Linked DNA regions of Homo sapiens: region 2 is linked to region 1. Evidence: chromatin loops called from intact Hi-C (ENCODE). Cell type or tissue: Caco-2. All regions are shown on one strand. Links, peaks and the distances in the headings refer to the core of each region. The heading gives the core; the rest is flanking DNA.

Region 1 (10,490 bases), core at 1,011-9,010:
ATTCAATAGCCTCCTTAATCTAGGGTTTAGATAAAACAGGTTGGATTTGTAAAGTCATGCTTGTGTTTTAAATTAGGTCAAGCTATATTGTATGTGTTAGCTGATTAACTAGAATATACTGGTCTATACAGAATCTGAACCAGTAATCCTTCACACTATAGTCTTTTTTTTTTTTTTTTTTTTTACTCTAAATGGTTGGAAAGAACATAACATGCTAAAAAAAAAAAAAAAAAAAAAAAGCATAAGTTTTAAGAGTCAAACTAACCTGAGCTCAGATCTAGATCCAGCCACCTAATGGTTGTTTGGCATTAAAAAGTATGTACAGATACATATCAACTTCTCCATCTATGAGATCCTTTCTGCACAGGGTTATTACAGCGCCCAGAAAGTGGGTATGTAGGGGCTGGCCCCTGCACTTGTGGTTATATGGTAGCTGTGATGGTGTTGATGATAATTCAGCTAACTTTTGTACAAAAGACAAATATAGGTTCCTGTGGTTAACTGCTCTCTAGGCACTCACTGTTTTCTCCATACCTCTGTCTACTGTTGGGAGTAAGTAAAAATGTCAGATTAATACGACTAATTTGGTAAAATGATGTGAATGCTTAACTGTCCCCATTATCCAGCTCACCTGATAGTTCCTGAAATTGGTACCAAAGCACTTGTGTTGGAAGAAGTGGTTCACCTCCTGAAGGTCTTCCCGTTTTCTTCTTTGGGCATTCATTATAAATCAGTCATCATTTTATATAGATTGTTAACTAAGATTACATTTGGCATATAATAAGATCCTTCTGTGATGACTCCATGAAGCGCTACTTAAAATGGACTAGAGAAGGCTAAGTTTTTGTTTGATATTCATTCCAAGGATGTGGTCAATGGTCTACATGGATTCTCTATTGATATATATCTGAGCCACCCTTGCTCTCTCATGCATGGCCTGATTAATTGCAAAAACTAAGTGCATGCAAACAAAACTGTTCTTTGCTCCAGCTGTTTCCATCTGCATTGTCATTAGCGACATAGCCCAAGGTGGAAGGTTATTAGACAACCAATGAACACATCATTGGCATAATCTCATCTTATTGATTGGACAAGTCCCCATTAAGTCATCTTTCTGGAATACTTGGGATTTTTCCTTTTATTTCATAGACATTCATTCATTCCGTCATTTAACACATATTTATCAGGCACCAGCTGTGTGCCAGGAACCCTTATAGATGTTAAAAATACAAGCAAAACTCCCTGTCCTTTCTGTGGGAGATGTAATTGGCTAGGATAAATACTAAGCTGCTGTAACAAAGAGACCCAGAAATATCGTGGCCTAAGTAAGATAGAAGTTTCTCTGTCTCGTATTTAGCAGTTCAGCCTGGGAAAGCAGCTCTGCGTCAGGATGTCTCAGAGCCCAGCTTCCTGCCCCCTGTGCTAAGCCAGCCTTAGACATCTGCTTCCCACAGAGGATCAAGGCTTGGCTGCTGCATTCACCTCCCAGCTCACAGTGAGGGGCAAGTCTAGGTCAAGCAATGGCTCCCTAAGTGAAGCTGACCCACACATAACCCACACCCCTTCTGCCCACTTTCGTCCCCACTGACTCTAACCTGGATATGGTCAGGCTCAGCTGCAGTGTGGCTTCTTGCTGGACCTAGCTTAACGACGAGCCTGGTGGGTGTGTTTGAGAAGCAGGGTGGGATCTCCAACTCCTACCTTGGGAGAGAATGACAGTGAACCAAACAAGTAAAGTATACAAAATGTCAGATGATCGTCAGTGCTGTGAAGGAAGAGAAAGCAGGGCAGTGGGTAGGAAGTGCTGGGGAGAAACTGCAATTGTAAATAGATTGGTGGGAAGCCTCACTGAGGTGGTGACATTGCGGAAGGACTCCAGCAGCTGAGGTGCAGTCCTTGCGGCAGTCTAGGGGAGCATTGTGGACAGAGGCACTGACAGGTGAGGAAGATCTGTGGGAGGGGCAGGGAGTGTGTTGAGGGATTTGCTTGTAGTTGGGGGCACGTGCTTTGGACATGGTGAGTTGAGATGCATCTTTATCCATGTGGAGGTGCCAAGTAGGCTGTGAGATGCATGACTCTGAAGTTCAAGAGAGCAGATCAGACTGGAAAGAAAATTTCAGAGTAGTGAAATCAAGTATCCTACTTCATCTTTCATGTAAATGCCATGCTCATTTCTGCAGGGAGAGCACAGCCAGGCCACAGTGGCCATGGGACTTTCTGGGCAGCAGATCTATTGGAGTGTGCCTGGCAGCTGGTTCTGCAGGAGCTCACCTGCCCTAATAGAATGTTCAGGCCCTTCTGCCTCAGTGGGTCTTGGTGTCTGCGTGAGGAGCTTGCCCAGGGAGGAAACTGAGATTAAGAGCTGTGAAAAAAAGTCTTGTTTGTGGCCAGGGTGGAAAGTGGCAAGAGCCAGGTTTTGGACAACAGTTCCCTTCCTCCCAAGCAGCCCCGCCTGAATGGGGCCCTTTGTTAGGAAAATTCTCCAGGAAGAAGGATGTTTTGTTGAGCAGGTTTTTAAACATTGCATAGTAGGAAGTTGGAGAGGTTAAGCAAGTAGGGAGTAGCAGTAGAAGGCAGAGGAGGGAGCCTGGCAAGCCCAGGCGGAGTCCAGCTGTGACTGCCTGTGCACATCCTTTCCCATTTCCCTCCCTACTTGGGCCCTTTCCAGATGCAGTCACCTCCACAGAATGCCCCCCGCCCCTGCCCCAGGACACCCAGACGTTGCTCAGCATGCTTACTGCCCCCACGTCTGATCACAGTGGCCCGTCATGCAGACACCAAGACCAATGGGAAGGCGGAGGACCCCGAACATCTCTGTGGGCAGGTGAACTCCTGCGGAACCAGCTGCCATGCACACTGGGGCAGCTCTGCAGTCTGGAAAGCCCTGTGACTGCTCTGTGGCCTGGCTGAGTTCTCCCCACAGAAATGAGCAGGGCCCTTACATAAACAAACATGAGCTGTACTTTGGTTATCATTACCCAACAGAATGTTTTGATCTCAGAAGCTACCTGCATCTGTGGAGCAGTGCGGTCTACTAGAGGGGCTCAGAAGGCCTGAATCCAGTTTTCAAGCTGCCTCTGCTTTGCTGTGTAACCTTGAGCATGTGACTCAAGGTCTTGATTTTCTTGGGTATCAAATGAAGCTCATCAATGAACGCTCACCACTTTACCTAGTGAGGAGGGTGAGGCACTGAAGGTGTGTTAGAAGCTGTGTCTACAGAAGCTAGTGTCCATGTTTTAGCCACCTCTGTGGCTTGCAAATAGGTTCCTCATTTGCAGCATCTGAGAAGTTGCTCTTGCCTTTGTCCAGTGTGACAAGTCTCTCCAATAGATGTGTTTCAAGGCTTTCCAGCTATGCTTGAAGCTCTTTAGGGGATGCAATGTGGGGAGAGGATATGGATTTCTGCACCTTGGTCTACTCCAAAGAAGTTCAGATGGGACTTTATAAAAACACTTGGCAGATTTTGCTGGAGACCTCCATTTCCTTTTCTTCTATTCAGATTTTCCTCAAACTTTTTTAATGCCTTGTAGGATGTCGTACTCGTAATAGACACTCAGGACATAATTGTTCAGTTGAGTTGAACTCCTAAGGAGATGCATAATATAAAAGTGAACCCATGTAATGTAGGTAAAATTTAAGCTGAAAGAAAACAATCCTTGCTCTGAAGTAAATTGCTAAAGGGTAGTGCTAACATTATGGTGGAATTTAATAACTTAATTGGTTAGAGTAAGAAATATTTTGTATTCCAGAAAAGTTAAAAACTTTCCAAGGCATGTGGACCTTCCTATTTCCACTTCTTCAGAAGTACTTTCGGAATCCTAATAAGATACGGGCAGAATTCCTGGCTGGCATTCAGTCTGCTTAGTGAACTAGAATGGGGCATTTAGTCAAGGCATGTGAGTGGAAAGAATCTTTCATCTCAGTATCATTGCCACAGGTTAGCAAAACAATACCTTTTCCTTTAGCGTAGATAAGTTCTTTTCTTAGGAATTATCAGCAATATCTCAATTAACAAAAACTTTATAGAGTGGAAGCCACTTTATATAGCTAGTATAAATCTGCCCCCCCCCCTTATTTTTGGTTTTGTTTTGTTTTTGTTTTTGTTTTTGTTTTTTGCTGCTCAAGTCATAAAGAATTATAAGAAAATAGTTTTTTTACTAGAAACTAAAAAGAATTAGTTTCTAGAGCTGTTCTAAAATCAAATGATATTCAGTTCAATCTCCTATTTATGTCTGCATTGCTATATGTGACAAAGCTAAAAATGATGAACTAAAAATGACGAACCCATTTCCTAGAAAAAAAGAATGTTTGCTCTGAGTGTTACCATAAACTCATACATATAAACAAGAATCAAGAAGGCAGTTTCCAGAGCCCTACTTCCCATGAGCACTCTCTGAGGGTGTTTGGATCAATAAGATGCCTGTTGTTATATAGGTGTCAAAAATCAAGAAGTAAAACTTGTATATTTTTCTTGTTCATCTTTAGATGTCACTGCCTGGGGAAATGTGTGGAGAAGGGGCATATTGGATGTACTTTTCCTTTAAAATTGATATTACTGTGGCAACTATATATCATTGACATTACAGTATTGTGCCCTATAGTATTAGATATGTGTTAACAAGACACGTTTAGAGAACATAAATCCTGAGTTACAAACCACCAAATTAAGAAGAAAATCTCCACTTTTGGGACATTTTAACCTATCTGTAAGTTAGAGACAGTTCCTTTTATATTAAGGAAAATAAGTTGACGAATGTATTATAGAAGGATTTTAAACAATAAGAACTTAAAGGACTCTAATTATGATACTACTTTAACCCAAAATCCCTATTCTTACCAGGATTTTTCTGAATATCCAGTTTTGTGTCAATTGATGAGCTTAATGGTTACAACAGTTGAGAACTTTGAAGTCCTCCACTCAAATCATGTATTAAGCTTCATTTTTACGACAGCTATTGCCAAAACCCCATATTGTGTAGGGCTGGGTTATTTGAGCAAAAATTTAAGCTAAGGAGACTCTTCTCCCTCTGAAGTGAACGCCTTCCTCACCAATGTAAATGACAGCTTCCCACAGCTTCACCATTTGGTCCAGATGGATAATGCTTTCATTTCCAAGTCACTTCCCCTTCTCTGTGGCTGCTATTTCAACTTGCGTGGGATGCAAGTTCCTCTCCAGTTATGCATTTTCAGTGTTTGCACAGCTGTGCTTGTGCTCATATGGCCTTTTGTGACTCTGTCCAGTGATAGAGGCTGTTTCAGATTAGATTTAATCTCTATCAGGTCAGGGTTGTAATTTTTTTTAGCTTGCTGTATAATGAACATTTAGTGTGTGCCGTTTGCTTATTATAGTGTTCTATAGAGTTAGAAGTGATGAAATATATTTTGTGAATATTAAACATGTTTACAAATAAATGTCCTTTAAAATGTATGATTGGATTATGAGCCTTATTCATCTAAGCCCAAAACATATGGTGTGTGTGCCTTCCCAGATGGCAATAAGAGACTTTTATATGTGTGGCCTAGAATCACTGAGACTGGAAATACCAAGACTCATGCTCCAAGATGATAGTTCCTGCTATCCTGTTTTTATGATTCAGTAATATTAACCCAAGTGTTTCTCTCTGGGGCTGTAGTCTCAGGTGTCATACGATCTTATTGGGAGTGAGGGGTGTGTAGCCAGGGAGAAGGAGAAAGGCACCAGATGACAAATTGGCTTGTGTTTAGGTGCCATCTTGTACAAATATAGACACAGACCTTCAATCTCTAGAGTTGCAGTGTCCATTATGATAGCCATTAGCCACATGTGGCTACTGAGCATTTGAAGTGTGGCTAGTCTGAATTCAGATGAGCTGTGTCTTTAAAACCACACCGGATTTTAAAATTTTAATACAAAATAGAGAACGCAAAATATGTCATAAATAATTTTTATATTGAATACATATTGAAATGCAATATTTAAGATATATTGGCTAAGTAAAATAGACTAAAGTTAATTTTACCTGTTTCTTCTTCTTCTTCTTCTTCTTTTTTTCTTGAGACAGAGTCTCGCTCTGTCGTCCAGGCTGGAGCGCAGTGGTGCGATCACAGCTCACTGCAGCTTCATAGGCTCAAGGGATCCTCTCAATTCAGCCTCCCAAAGTGCTGGGATTACAGGCATGAGCCACCGCACCTTGCCTCTCTTTTACGTTTTAAATGTGGTTCCTAGACAACCTGAAATGACATGTGAAGCACACATTATACCTCTACCTGGAGTAATCTTCAGTCGAGGGGAGGCTCCTGTGGTGAGCAGCACCTGCCGGGGAAGCAGAGTGAGGGCCCCTCAGCTCACTCAGGGCATCTGCTTGGGAAAGAGAAAATGTAACTGCCCCTCTGTGTAGATTCATGCCCCTTTTAAATCCATTTCTCTCATTATTTTGGGGTTAGTTAAGTAGGATATGCTGTTTAACTGCACTAGATATAGATCTCTGATTTAAATGAGTTTGTTTATCCTGGTACCCTCAGGATAGTTTTAAAATGGTAATTACTATCATCATCATTACAGTGGCTAATGATTCTACAGCACAGCCAGTCCCACACACTTTACATAACACATGAGCCAGTCACTATTATTACCTCCATTTGAACAGATGGCAACTTGAAATTCCAGTCAGTGTCTCAAGGTCACACAGGTAGAGGTTGACCCAGGCCATGGGGTTCAGAATCTGCCCTGAACCACAAAGCAGTACTGCCCTCTAAAATAAGATCTATTTCTTGACTTTCTTAGCACATGACTATGCCGGCCTTTCCATAGTGTAATAACAGTATTAGTCTTTTCTCCAAAACTTAGATGTTTTCCAGTAGTTTAACAGCTAAGGCATTCAGAGATGTTTACTGTCTCAAAAACTGGGGTCTACTGTAAGGTTCTGGATGATCCAACTCCTTGTTTTCCCCTAAAGTTGCCCCAAAAAGCATACATGCATTCAGTCTGCTTAAAAATATGGTGTAATTCCAATTAAGTACAAAACATTAGTTCCCTGCCACATGCCAAGTACTGGGCAACCAGAGGTAAAGATGACAGACCCCCAGCTCACAAAGAATTCTGCTCTGGTGGAGCTGAAGGCAGATTCTAGTAACACAATGTGTTGAGGATTGTGTGTCCGTAGCGCTCTGGGAACAGAGGAGAGGGACACCCTGCACATTGTGGGGTGCCGGGTAAAGGTGTCCCATTAAAGACATCTTCTGGGTGGAGGGGGTGCTTGAGCCATCTTTAAATATCTCATGCCAGTTTTCTCACAGCATGGGAAGGCCACTGGTAAGGGTGCCTGCCAGCTTCGCCATAAACACTGCATCTGCAGTTGTTCAGAGCATGCTGACCCCATTCCTGTGGTTTCAGGTGCCAGCAAGGTCAACCTCGTGAAGATCGCGTCCACGGCCTCCAGCCCACGGGACACGGCGCTGGCTGCCGTTATCTGCAGCGCTCTGGCCACCGTCCTGCTGGCCCTGCTCATCCTCTGTGTCATCTATTGTAAGAGACAGTTTATGGAGAAGAAACCCAGCTGTAAGTTTTGAGCTCATTACATTTCTTAGCATTTAGGGGAAGGGCATTTATTACTATTGTCGTGCAAGTGTTCCACAAGAGACTTGGCTGAGACAAGCACCAGTGAGTTGTGAAAGAACGCAGGGCACAAGAAACACAGGTGATCCCTGAACAGCAGAGGGCTAGGAGAGCAGTTAAGAATCCACACGTCAGTGTTGACTCCCCAAAAACTTAACTACTAATAGCCTATTGTTGACGGGAAGCCTTACTGATAAACAGTTGGTTAATACATCTTGTTTATTATATGTTTCTTTGTTTTTTTGTTTTTTTGGAGACAGAGTCTGGCTCTGTCACCCAGGCTGGAGGGCAGTGGCGTGACTTCAGCTCATGGCAACCTCTGCCTCCCGGATTCAAGTGATTCTCCTGCCTCAGCCTCCGGAGTAGCTGGGACTACAGGCGCCCGCCACCACGCCTGGATAATTTTTGTATTTTTAGTAGAAACGGGGTTTCACCATGTTGGCCAGGCTGGTCTCGAACTCCTGACCTCGTGATCCGCCTGCCTCGGCCTCCCAAAGTGCTGAGATGACAGATGTGAGCCACTGCACCGGCCTATTATATGTATTATGCCCTGTATTCTTACATTAAAGTAAGCTAGAGAAAAGAAAATGTTACTAAGAGAATCATAAGGGAGACAAAATAGATTTACTCTTCATTAAGTGGAAGCGGATCATTGTAAAGGCCTTCATCCTCATCATCTTCATGTTGAGTGGGCTGAGGAGGAGGAGGAGGAGGGTTGGCCTTGGTGTCTCAGCGTGGCAGAGGCTGAAGAAAATCTGTGTATAAGTGACCTGCGCAGTTCAAACCCGTGTTGCTTAAGGGTCATCTGTAGAATTCACTGAGGTTGCACAGCTTTGTAAGGAGACTTACAAGGCTGTGATGTCCCTGCGCCACTAGGCAAAAATAAAAATCATTCTCAGTAATGGCAACATTAGTACCCTACATTTTGAACTTTCTTAACAAATTATTTCATGTTTGTGCTTCCATGTAAGAAGAAGTCATCAAACATTGGAAGGATAGCTGATTTGTTCTTTAAAAATACAAAAGCTAGAATGGCACAGGTCCACTAGAGAGGAGACTGTGTTCCCTGACAGAGTTCTCACCCCTCATTTAGGGTCTCTGCGGTCACAGGACATTCAGTACAACGGCTCTGAGCTGTCGTGTTTTGACAGACCTCAGCTCCACGAATATGCCCACAGAGCCTGCTGCCAGTGCCGCCGTGACTCAGTGCAGACCTGCGGTAAGTTCAGCAGGGAAGTGCCGTTAGGAGGACTGGAGGTACACAGAAGCTGAAGCAGCAAGAATTGGTCCTGGTTTATTCACCTCACAGCGAGGTGGCTGTGTTGAGTCTTCTGGTTAAAACTAATCTTGTTAAATTATTCTCCACCATCTCCTGTTGGTTTGGGTGTTTCGAGTCTCTTAAGCATTAAAAAGGAAATAAGCATCTCGTTAAAATTCTAGAATTTTTCAGCAACTTTTGGGTCATGTTTGTCTTTCTTGTTTTGAGTCAGTTTATTTAAAATCACGGTAACCTTTGGTAGAGTAGGACTTTATATCCTTTGCTGTCTGGTTGATTCAAACCAAACACTAATATGCCTATTTTAAAAATATGTCTATTATAAAAATATATCTATTTTTAGAATTTCTTAAAGAAGAGAGAGCTGAGAAGTCCATTTCAAGGTTTTACACAAACCATAATTGCCCCTTGGACTATTGACAGATTGAAAGTTTAGGAAAGTAATTCAAAGGGAAACTGGTCTCTAACTTGGGCAAATAGGGGCAAAGGTAATACCAACTTTTTAAAAACTTTTATTTTAGGTTTGGGGGTACATGTGCAGGTTTGTTATATAGGTAAACTGATGTTACACGTTTATTTTACAGATTATTTAATTATTTAAGCCTAGTACCCAATAGTTTCTTTTTCTGCTCCTCTCCCTCCTCCCACACTCCACCCTCAAGTAGACCCCATTGTGTGTTGTTCCCTTCTTTGTGTTCATGTGTTCTCATCATTTAGCTCTTGCTTATAAGTGAGAACATGTGGTATTTGGTTTTCTGTTCCCGCCTTAGTTTACTGAGGTAATGGCCTCCAGCTCCATCCATGTTCCCACAAAAGACACGATCTCATCCCTTTTTATGGCTGCATAGTATTCCATGGTGTATATATGCCACATTTTCTTTATCCAGTCTGTAATTGATAGGCATTTAGGTTGATTCCATGTCTTTGCTATTGTGAATAGTGCAGCAGTGAACATTCATGTGCATGTGTCTTTATGGTAGAGTGATTTATATTCCTCTGGGTATAAACCCAGTAATGGGATTGCTGAGTCAGGTGGTAGTTCTATTTTTAGCTCTTTGAGGAATTGCCACACTGCTTTCTACAATGGTTGAACTAATTTACACTTCCACCAACAGTGTGTAAGCATTCCCTTTACTCTGCAACCTTGCCAGCATATGTTATTTTTTGACTTTTTAATAATAGTCATTCTGACTGGTGTGAGATGGTATCTCTTTGTGGTTTTCATTTGCATTTCTCTAATCATCAGTGCTGTTGAGCTTTTTTTCATATGCTTGTTGGCCACATGTATGTCTTCTTTTGAGAAGTGTCTGTTCATGTCCTTTGCCCAGTTTTTGATGGGGTTGTTTTTCTCTTGTAAATTTAAGTTCCTTATAGATGCTGTATATTAGACCTTTATCAGATGCATAGTTTGCAAACATTTTCTCCCATTCTGTAGGTTGTCTGTTTACTCTGATGATAGTTTCTTTTGCTATGCAGAAGGTCTTAAGTTTAATTAGATCTCATTTGTCAATTTTTGCTTTTGTTGTGATTGCTTTTGATGTCTTTGTCATGAAATCTTTGCCCATTCCTATGTCCAGGATGGTATTGCTTAGGTTTTCTTCCAGGGTTTTATAGTTTTGG
Region 2 (10,490 bases), core at 747-8,746, 57 kb before region 1:
TCTGCTAAGGGACAGACTGCCTCCTCAAGTGGGTCGCTGACCCCCCAGCCTCCCGATTGGGAGACACCTCCCAGCAGGGGTCGCCAGACACCTCATACAGGAGAGCTCTGGCTGGCATCTGGTGGGTGCCCCTTTGGGACGAAGCTTCCAGAGGAAGGAACAGGCAGCAGTCTTTGCTGTTCTGCAGCCTCTGCCAATGATACCCAGGCAAACAGGGTCTGGAGTGGACCTCCAACAAACTCCAGCAGACCTGAAGCAAAGGGCCTGACTGTTTGTAGGAAAACTAACACACAGAAAGGAATAGCATCAACAAAAAGGGCATCTACACAAAAACCCCATCCAAAGGTCACCAGCATCAAAGACTAAAGGTAGATAAATCCACAAAGATGAGGAAAAACCAGTGCAAAAAGGCTGAAAATTCCAAAAACCAGAACATCTCTTCTCCTCCAAAGGATCACAACTCCTTGCCAGCAAGAGAACAAAACTGGCAGAGAATGAGTTTGACAAATTGACAGAAGTAGGCTTCAGAAGGTGGGTAATAACAAACGTCACCAAGCTAAAGGAGCATGTTCTAACCCAATGCAAGGAAGCTAAGAATCTTGAAAAAAGGTTAGAGGAATTGCTGACTAGAATAACCAGTTTAGAGAAGAACATAAATGACCTGATGGAGCTGAAAAACACAGCACAAGAACTTCATGAAGCATACACAAGTATCAATAGCTGAATCAATCAGGCAGAAGAAAGGATATCAGAGATTGAAAATCAACTTAATGAAATAAAGCGTGAAGACAAGATTAGAGAAAAAAGAATGAAAAGGAACAAACAAAGCCTGCAAGAAATATGAGACTATGTGAAAAGACCAAACCTACATTTTATTGGTGTCCCTGAAAGTGACGGGGAGAATGGAACCAAGTTGGAAAACACTCTTCAGGATATTATCCAGGAAAACTTTCCCAACCTAGCAAGAGAGGCCAACATTCAAATTCAGGAAATACAGAGAACACCACAAAGATACTCCTCAAGACGAGCAACCCCAAGACACATAATCTTCAGATTCACAAAGGTTGAAATAAAGGAAAAAATGTTAAGGGCAGCCAGAGAGAAAGGTCAGGTTACCCACAAAGGGAAACCCATCGGACTAACAGTGGATCTCTCTGCAGAAACCCTACAAGCCAGAAGAGAGTGGGGGCCAGTATTCCACATTCTTAAAGAAAAGAATTTTCAACCCAGAATTTCATATCCAGCCAAACTAAGCTTCATAAGTGACGGAGAAATAAACTCCTTTACAGACAAGCAAATGCTGAGAGATTTTGTCACCACCAGGCCTGCCTTACAAGAGCTCCTGAAGGAAGCACTGAATATGGAAAGGAAAAACTGGTACCAGGCACTACAAAAACATACCAAATTGTAAAGACCATTGACACTATGAAGAAACTGCATCAACAGGCAAAATAACCAGCTAGCATCATAATGACAGGATCAAATTCACATATAACAATATTAACCTTAAATGTAAATGGGCTAAATACACCAATTAGACTGGCAAATTGGATAAAGAGTCAAGACCCATCAGTGTGCAGTATTCAGGAGATCCATCTCACGTGCAAAGACACACATAGGCTCAAAATAAAGGGATGGAGGAATATTTACTAAGCAAATGGAAAGCAAAAAAAAGCAGGGGTTGCAATCCTAGTCTCTGATAAAAGACTTTAAAGCAACAAAGATTGCAAAAGACAAGGGAATTACATAATGGTATAAGGGATCAATGCAACAAGAGGAATGGAAGGGCTAACTATCCTAAATATTTATGCACCCAATACAGGAGCACCCAGATTTACAAAGCAAGTTCTTAGAGACCTACACAAAGAGACCTGGACTCCCACACAATAATAGTGGGAGACTTTAACACCCCACTGTCAATATTAGACAGATCAACGAGACAGAAAATTAACAAGGATATTCAGGACCAAACTCAGCTCTGGATCAATTGGACCTAATAGACATCTACAGAACTCTCCACCCCTAATCAACAGAATGTACATTCTTCTCAGCACCACATCGCACTTACTCTAAAATTGACCACATATTTGGAAGTAAAATGCTCCTCAGCAAATGCAAAAGAATGGAAATCATAACAGTCTCTCAGACCACAGTGCAATCAAATTAGAACTCAGGATTGAGAAACTCACTCAAAGCCGCACAACTACATGGAAACTGAACAACCTCCTGAATGACTACTGGGTAAATAACAAAATTAAGGCAGAAATAAATAAGTTATTTGAAACCAAAGAGAACAAAGACACAATGTACCAGAATCTCTGGGATACAGCTAAAGTAGCATTTAGAAGGAAGTTTATAGCACTAAATGCCCACAGGAGAAAGTGGAAAAGATCTAAAATTGACACCCTAACATCACAATTAAAAGAACTAGAGAAGCAAGGGCAAACAAATTCAAAAGCTAGCAGAAGACAGGAAACAACTAAGATCAGAGCAGAACTGAAGGAGATAGAGACACCAAAAAACCCTTTAAAAATCAATTAATCCAGGAGCTGTTTTTTTTAAAAGATTAACAAAATAGATAGATCGCTAGCTAGACTAATAAAGATGAAAAGAGAAAAGAATCAAATGGAAACAATAAAAAAATGATAAAGGGGATATCACCACTGATCCCACAGAAATACAAACTACCATCAGAGAATACTATAAACACCTCTATGCAAATAAATTAGAAAATCTAGAAGAAATTGATAAATTCCTGGACACATACACCCTCCCTAGACTAAACCAGGAAGAAGTTAAATCCCTGAATAGACCAATAACAAGTTCTGAAATTGAGGCAATAATTAATAGCCTACCAACCAAAAAAAGCTCAGGACCAGATGGATTCACAGCCGAATTCTACCAGAGGTACAAAGAGGAGCTGGTACCATTCCTTCTGAAATTATTCCAATCAATAGAAAAAGAGGGACTCCTCTCTAACTCATTTTATGAGGTCAGCATCATCCTGATATCAAAACCTGGCAGAGACACAACAAAAAAAGAAAATTTCAGGCCAATATCCCTGATGAACATCAATGCGAAAATCCTCAATAAAATACTGGCAAACTGAATCCAGCAGCACATCAAAAAGCTTATCCACCACAATCAAGTCGGCTTCATCCCTAGGATGCAAGGCTGGTTCAATATACTCAAAACAATAAATGTAATCCATCACATAAACAGAACCAATGACAAAAACCACATGATTATCTCAGTAGATGCAGAAAAGACCTTTGACAAAATTCACCCCGTCATGCTAAAAACTCTCAATAAACTAGGTATTGATTGAATGTATCTGGAAATAATAAGAGCTATTTATGACAAACCCACAGCTAATATCATAGTGAATGGGCAAAAGCTGGAAGCATTCCCATTCTCATTGAACAATGAGAACACATGGACACAGGGAGGGGAACATTACACACCAGGCCCTGTCATGGGGTGGGCGACAAGGGGAGGGATAGCATTAGGAGAAATACCTAATGTGGATGATGGATTGATGGGTGCAGCAAACCACCATGGCACATTTATACCTATGTAACAAACCTGCACGTTCTGCACATGTATCCCAGAACTTACAGTTATATATATATATAAACCCTAAATCATTGATAACAGAAATCATGAATGCTACTACTTACTGGGACTTCTTTTTCTTAAAATGAATGTCAGCATTACTTGTCAAGAAGTAGAGCCTGCCAGTGTCTTAAATAAAGATGCTCTGAGATAGCAGGCATTTTCCAAACCATGGTTTTGAACATTCCTTTGACAGTATGTGTCTTATTATTGATCTCACCACAGTGAGTGTATGTTACTCCCAGGAGCACTTTAAATATATTCATTTCAACCACTATGTGCTAAGAAACTGTGTGTTAGTGTGTGTTATATCAGGACACATTTCACAGTCTTGGATGTTTTGAAGCCTGCCTTTTCTTGTGAGCACGTTCAGAGCTATACATCCATTTGCTTTATTTGCTGATCTTTTGAAGATGTTACTAGTTGTGGAGAAGTGATGTATTGTTTTGTTTTAAATAAAACATCAAAGCCTTTCTGTTAGAAAAGGAACAATAGATTTTTCTTTTTATTTAAAGGGACTTTTAAAGAGAAGTCCTTTTCCCCTACAGACTGCCATTATCTACAGTTGAGTCTTGTCATTCATAGATTTTTGATCAATGATCTATAAACAGCAGGAAACAAAGAATTATGCATTCTGCAAGTGGCTTCTGATAGATAGCGTTTCTCTCTGGCTTTTGTGTTAAATGAGTGGTGGCTTTTAGTATCCTGGGCTTTACATTTGGATTGAAACTGACTGACCTTCAAAGTCTGTGTGATATCTCATTAACAGTAGCATCTCAACAGGTATTTTTCAACCCCTGTTGATTACAGTAACAAGTACTTTCAGACATAGATTTTTCTGTGTGGGGTGTAAAAAGATTAATTTTTAACAGGTTGACATATCTAGGATCAGTGAACAAAGTATTTAAAAATGCCATCATGCCCAAGAGGAAAATAGACTGCTGATGGAAAGAGTGAAACTCTGTAAAATATTTGAAGAGATTTATTCTGAGCCAAAAATGTGTGACCAGTGGCCCATGACACAGCCCTCGAGAGATCCTGACAGCATGTGTCCAAGGTGGTAGGGCTACAAGTTGGTTTTATACAATTTAGGGAGACATAAGACATTACTCAACATTGGTTCAGTCTGGAAAGGCAGGACAACTGGGAGTGGGGAGCAGGTAGGGGAAGGGGGATTCCAGGTCACAGGTGGATTGCAGGATTTTCTGATTGGCTATTGGTTATTATCTAAAGACCTGGAGTCAATAGAAAGGAATGCCTAGAGTCAATAGAAAGGAATGTCAATAGAAAGGGTTAAGATAAGGGGTTTTAGAGACCAAGGTTTTATCATGCAGATGAAGCCTCCAGGTAGCAGACTTCAGAGAGAATAGATTGTAAGTGTTTTCTTATCAGACTGAAAGAGTCTGTTCCATCAGTAATTCCGGAAGGGAGGAGGGTACCATGAGGCATGTCTGGCGCCCCCTTTCCATCCTGTCCTGAACTAGTTTTTCAGGTTAACTTTGGAATGTCCTTGGCCAAGAGGGGGGGTCCATTCAGATGGTGGGGGCTTAGAATTTTAATTTTCGTTTAAAGATGATGACATTTTCTTTTCCTCAAACATTCTTCTTTTCCCAAATCTCAGTGAAAATCTGAATGAAACTTCACAGATTCTGAGACATGAGTGAATAGTTTCTAAGAAATTACTGTCTTATATTCATCCTTTGAATCTGCAGAATATAACCTTAAGTTAATTTTTGGAGAATCAGACCATAAGATGAAAGTCCTATTAGCCTTAATATTTTTGTTGATTAAGAAATCATTTTTCCATTTCTGATTTCATATATATGAGGAATTTAGAGGTTGTCACTCTATCCCAACAGGAAGTAAAAAGCTGAACAAACTGAAAAGTCCGCAGCTCTTAGATCTGCAAGAGAAGTGAGGTCGCAGGCAGCTACAGAGAATCACAATACACTGCTGCAGAAGCCTCCCCTGGAGCCAGCACCAGGGTGGGAAACCTGCACTGTTATTGACAGCCTGCTGTAGCCTAGGTTTGGAAAAGTCTGAGAGTTAAAACTCCAGGAGGACCCACTCATAGAGCACCCTCCCATGCTTTTGTGAGTTTTACTTCCAGGAACTCAAACCGATTTTCATAGTAAATGTCAAAATCAAAACAAAACAAAACAAAAAAATCCCTTGTTTTTCTGACAGGGGAGGCAGAAAAGGAACATTTTGAAATATGCTAGAGTGCTCTTTTTCTTAACAAGGACTGCCCTCAAGAGAAACACATACACCAAAGGCTCACCTGCTGGGGTTTTATCAGAGCCTAACTGACCTGGGGAAGGGAAATACTGACTCAGTCTGCTCCAGCCATTCTCTCCCATTTAAGGGAGAGGCACTGGGGAAGCTTACAGTACAGAGGCACAGGCCTGCACAGGACTATGGAAAGCTGCCCTTTCCTTCACATCTCACCTCCACATTACTAAAGGCCTGTTTATAGCAGCTCCTTCTACCCAGTGTATCATGTATGACATTTGACAAAAATGTACAAAGCATACTAAAAGGCAAAAAATACAATTTGAAGAGACAATGCAAGCATCAGAACCAGACTTGGCAGGGATCTTGGAGTTATCAGAGAGAATCAAGAACAACTATGATTAATATGCTAATAGCATTAATCATGAATATTCTGATTTAATATGCTAATCAGGGAAAGGAACAGAAGAAATATTTGAAACAATAATGACTTAGAATTTTCCCAAGTTAATGCCAGACACCAAACTGCAGATCCAGGAAACTCAGAGAACACCAAGCAAGATAAATGCCCAAAAATGACACCAAGTATATCATTTGCAAATTGCAGAAAAACAAAGAAAAAACCCTCCAAGAAACTAGAGGGAAAAAAACGCCATATGTACAGAGGAGCAGAGATAAGAATGACATCTGACTTTTACTCAGAAATCATGCAAGGCAGAAGAGAGTGCAGTGAAACATTTAAAGTATTGAGAAAATAGCACCTAAAATTCTGTACCCTGAGAAATTTTCCTTCAAGAGTTAAGGACAAATAAAGACTTTCTCAATCAATTGAGGGAATTTGTTACCAGTAGACCTGCCATGTAAGAAATGTTAAAAGAAGTTCTTTAGACAGAAGGAAAATAATATAGGTCAGAAACATGGATCTACATAAAAGAGCATCAAAGAAGTGCTAAGTGAAGGTAAAATAAAAACTTTAATTTTCCTATTCTTAATTGATGTAATAGATGATAGTGTGTTCAAACTAATAATAGAAACAATGTATTTGATTGAGTATGCTTGTGTGTACACACACACACACACATAAGTGAAATTAATTACAGCAATGATACAAAGGGTGAGGAGGAGGAATTAGAATTATTTTGTTGTTATAAGGTATTCACACTATCTGTGAAGTAGTACAGTGTTAGTTGAAAGGAGGCTTGGACTGGTTATAAATGTATAGTGCAACCTCTAGGGCAACCGTTAAAACAAGTATAAAAAGAAGTATAACTGATATGCTAAGAAAGGAGATAAAATGAAACCACATAAAATGCTCAATTAAAACTACAAAAGGGAAAATGTGGAAGACAGAAATAAGAACAAATAAGAAGGCCAAGAAATGGAAAACAGTAATATATATGGTAACTATTAGCCCAACTATATCAATAATCATTTTCAGTGTCAGTGATCTGATGTACCAATTTATAAACATTATCAGAGCAGGTCAAAAAACAAGATCCAACTCTGTGGTCTACAAGAACCCACTTCAAATATGAAGACACACATAGATGAAAAGTAAGTGGATGGAGAAATATATACCATGCTAACACTAATCAGAAGAGCAGGAGTAGCTATATTAATTTCAGACAGAGCAGACTTCAAAGCAAAGACAGATGTCAGGGATAAAGATGGACATCATATAATCATAAGGGAGCTAATTGTCTAAGAAATTATAATAATCTTTAATGGGTATGCCCCTAGCAACAGAGAATCAAACCATGTGGGACAAAAACTGATAGAACTACAAGGAGATATAGATAAATCCACTACTGTAGTTGGAGACTTCAACACTATCAGAAATGGACAGATTCAGCAGGCAGAAAGTCAATATGGACATAGTTGGACTCAACACCATCAATCAACTGGATATAACTGACACCTATAGACAACTTCATTCAGCAACAGCAAAAGACACATTATTCTTAAGCTGTCATGGAAAATTCACCAAGCTAGACCACATATGGGGCCATAAAACACACCTTAACAAAGGTAAAAGCATAGAAATCGTATAGTGTCTGCTGTCAGATCACAATGGAATAAAACTAGCAATCAATAACAGAAAGATAGCTGGAAAACTCTAAAATACTTGGAGATTAAGAACACACTTCTAAATAACACATGGGTCAAAGAGGATATTGCAAGATAAATTTAAAAATATTTTGAACTAAATGAAAATGAAAACAGAACTTGTCAAAATTTGTGGGATGCAGTGAACCAGTGCTCAGGGGGTACTGAAGGCACATATTAGAAAAAAGAAAGAGCCAAAATTGGTGATCTAAGCTTATACCTTATAAAACTAGAAAAAGAAGAACAAATTAAATTCAGAGTAAGCAGAATAAAATAAATAACTATTAAAGCAGAAATCAATGAAATTAAAAACAGAAACTCTGGAGAGAGTGAAGAATCACCAAAAGGTGATTCTTTGAAAAAATTCAATAAAACTGATGGTCCTCTAACTAGGCCAACTTAGAAAATAAGGGAGAGGACACAAAGTACTAATATCAGTAATGAAAGCATGGACATCACTATAGGAACATTAGAAATGCTGTGAACAACTCAGTGCCCACACATTTGGTAACCTAGATGAAATGAATCAATTCCTTGAAAGACGCAGTCTGACAAAGCTCACACAAGAAGAAATCCACAGTCTGTATAGGCCTATATTGACTGAAGAAATTGAATCAATAATTCATAACCTTCCAAAACAGAGAGCACCAAGTTAAAGTGAATTTACTGGTGAATTCTACCAAAAATGAAGAAGAAATTATACTCATTATCCACAACTTCTTCCAGAATATAGCAGAGAAAATACTTTCTAACTCATTCTGTGAGGCCAGAAATCACCCTAATGCCTAAACCAAAGACTTTACAAAGAAACTATAGACCAATATCTCTCATGAACAAAGATACAAAAATTCTCAACAAAATATTAGCAAATTGAATCCAACAATGTATATTAAAAAAATCACACACTGTGACAAAATGGGATTTATCCCACATACACAAGGCTGGTTCAGCCTTTGAAATTCAGTTAATGTAATATGTCACATCAGTGGGCTAAAGGGGAAAAAAATCACATATAGCAGTAAGTGCACAAAAAGCATTTGAAAAATCTAACACCCATTCATGATTAAACAACAACAACAACAAAAACCTCTCAGTAAACTAGGAATGGAAAGGAATTTCCTCTACTTGGTAAAGAATTTCTACAACAACCACAACAAAACCAAAACTCTAGAGTTGATATCATACTTAATGATGGAAACTAGAAGCTTTCCACTAAGATCAGGAACAAGGCAAGGATGTTCCCTTTCACCACTCATTTTCAGCATCATACAAGAAATCCTACCTCATGCACCAAGACAAAATAAAAAAAAAGAAATAAAAGGTAAACTGATTTGGAAGGAAGAAATAAACTTCTCCTTGTTCACATATGGCATAATCATCTATGTAGAAAATGCAAGAGAATTAACAGAAAAACTCCTGGAATGAATAAGCAATTATAGTAATATTTCAAGATACCTGGTTAATGTACAAAAGTCAGTAACTTTCATATATACTGTCAGTGAACAAGTGGGATTTGAAATTAAAAACACAATATAATTTATATTAGCACCCCCCCCAAAATAAAATACCTAGGGATAAGTCTAACAAAATATGTACAAGATCTTTATGAGGAAAATTACAAGACTCTGATGAAAGAAATAAAAGAAGAACTAAATAAATGGAGAGATATTCCATGTTTATGGAGAGGAAGATTCAATATTGTCAAGATGTCAGTGTTTCTCAACTTGATTTATAGATTCAATGGAATCCCAATCAAAGTCCCAGCAAGTTATTTTGTAGATATTGACAAACTGATTCTAAAGTTTATATGTAGAGGCAAAAGACCCAGAATAATCAACACAGTTATTTAGAAGAAAAAGTTGGAGGATTGACACTACCCACATCAAGACTTACTGTAAACATATAGTAATCAAGACAGTGTGGTATTGACAAAAGAAGAGACAAACCAATCAGTGGAACAGAATAGAGAGCCCAGGAATAGACCCAGCTAAGTGTAGTCATCTGGTCTTTGACAAAGTAGCAAACAACATGATGGAGAAAAGATAGAGTCTTCAACAAATGGATCTAAAACAACTTGACATCCACATGCAAAAAATGAATCTAGACACACCTAACTCAAAACAGGTCACAGACCTAACTGTAAAATGCAAAGCTATAAAACTCCTAGAAGATTTTCTCTAGAAGACCTTGGGTTTGGTGATGACTGTTTTATATGACACCAAAGGCACAACCTATGAAAGAAAGAATTAATAAGCTAGACTTAATTAAAATTGAAAATTTCCACTCTGCATAAGACACTGTTGAGAGAATGGAAATACAAGCCAGAAATTGGTGGAAAACATTTGTAAAAGATATCTGAAAAAGGACTGTTATTCAAAACATACAAAAAATTCTTAACACTGAGAAAACAAACAAATCCAATTTAAAAATGGGTAAAAGACCTTAACAAACACCTCACCAAAGAAGATACACAGATGGCAAATAAGCATATGAAAAGATCCTCCATATAGTATGTCATCAGGGAAATGCAAATTTAA

What was found. Peaks named below come from ENCODE experiments on the same cell type or tissue, not always from the same donor. Only the 100,000 strongest peaks of a DNase experiment are listed, where the experiment ranks them.
Region 2: it touches region 1 in a loop (6-fold over the local background); 5 of 110 quality-filtered maps call a loop at or near these places.

Annotation. Positions count from the first base shown.
Region 1 is chr13:23,651,678-23,662,167 of GRCh38, forward strand. TNFRSF19 (TNF receptor superfamily member 19) reads left to right here. Exons shown (of 10, transcript NM_148957.4): 6 at 7,373-7,537; 7 at 8,688-8,813. Among named protein-coding and RNA genes, the nearest start is that of TNFRSF19, 87 kb to the left of the region's middle. RefSeq lists enhancers at 2,237-2,738, 2,979-3,118. In Caco-2, for the core only: no CTCF peak of the experiment used is centred there; DNase peaks (open chromatin) are centred at 2,866 and 5,174.
Region 2 is chr13:23,594,759-23,605,248 of GRCh38, forward strand. All of the region lies in intron 3 of TNFRSF19 (TNF receptor superfamily member 19), which reads left to right. Among named protein-coding and RNA genes, the nearest start is that of TNFRSF19, 30 kb to the left of the region's middle. In Caco-2, for the core only: no CTCF peak of the experiment used is centred there; DNase peaks (open chromatin) are centred at 4,773 and 5,063.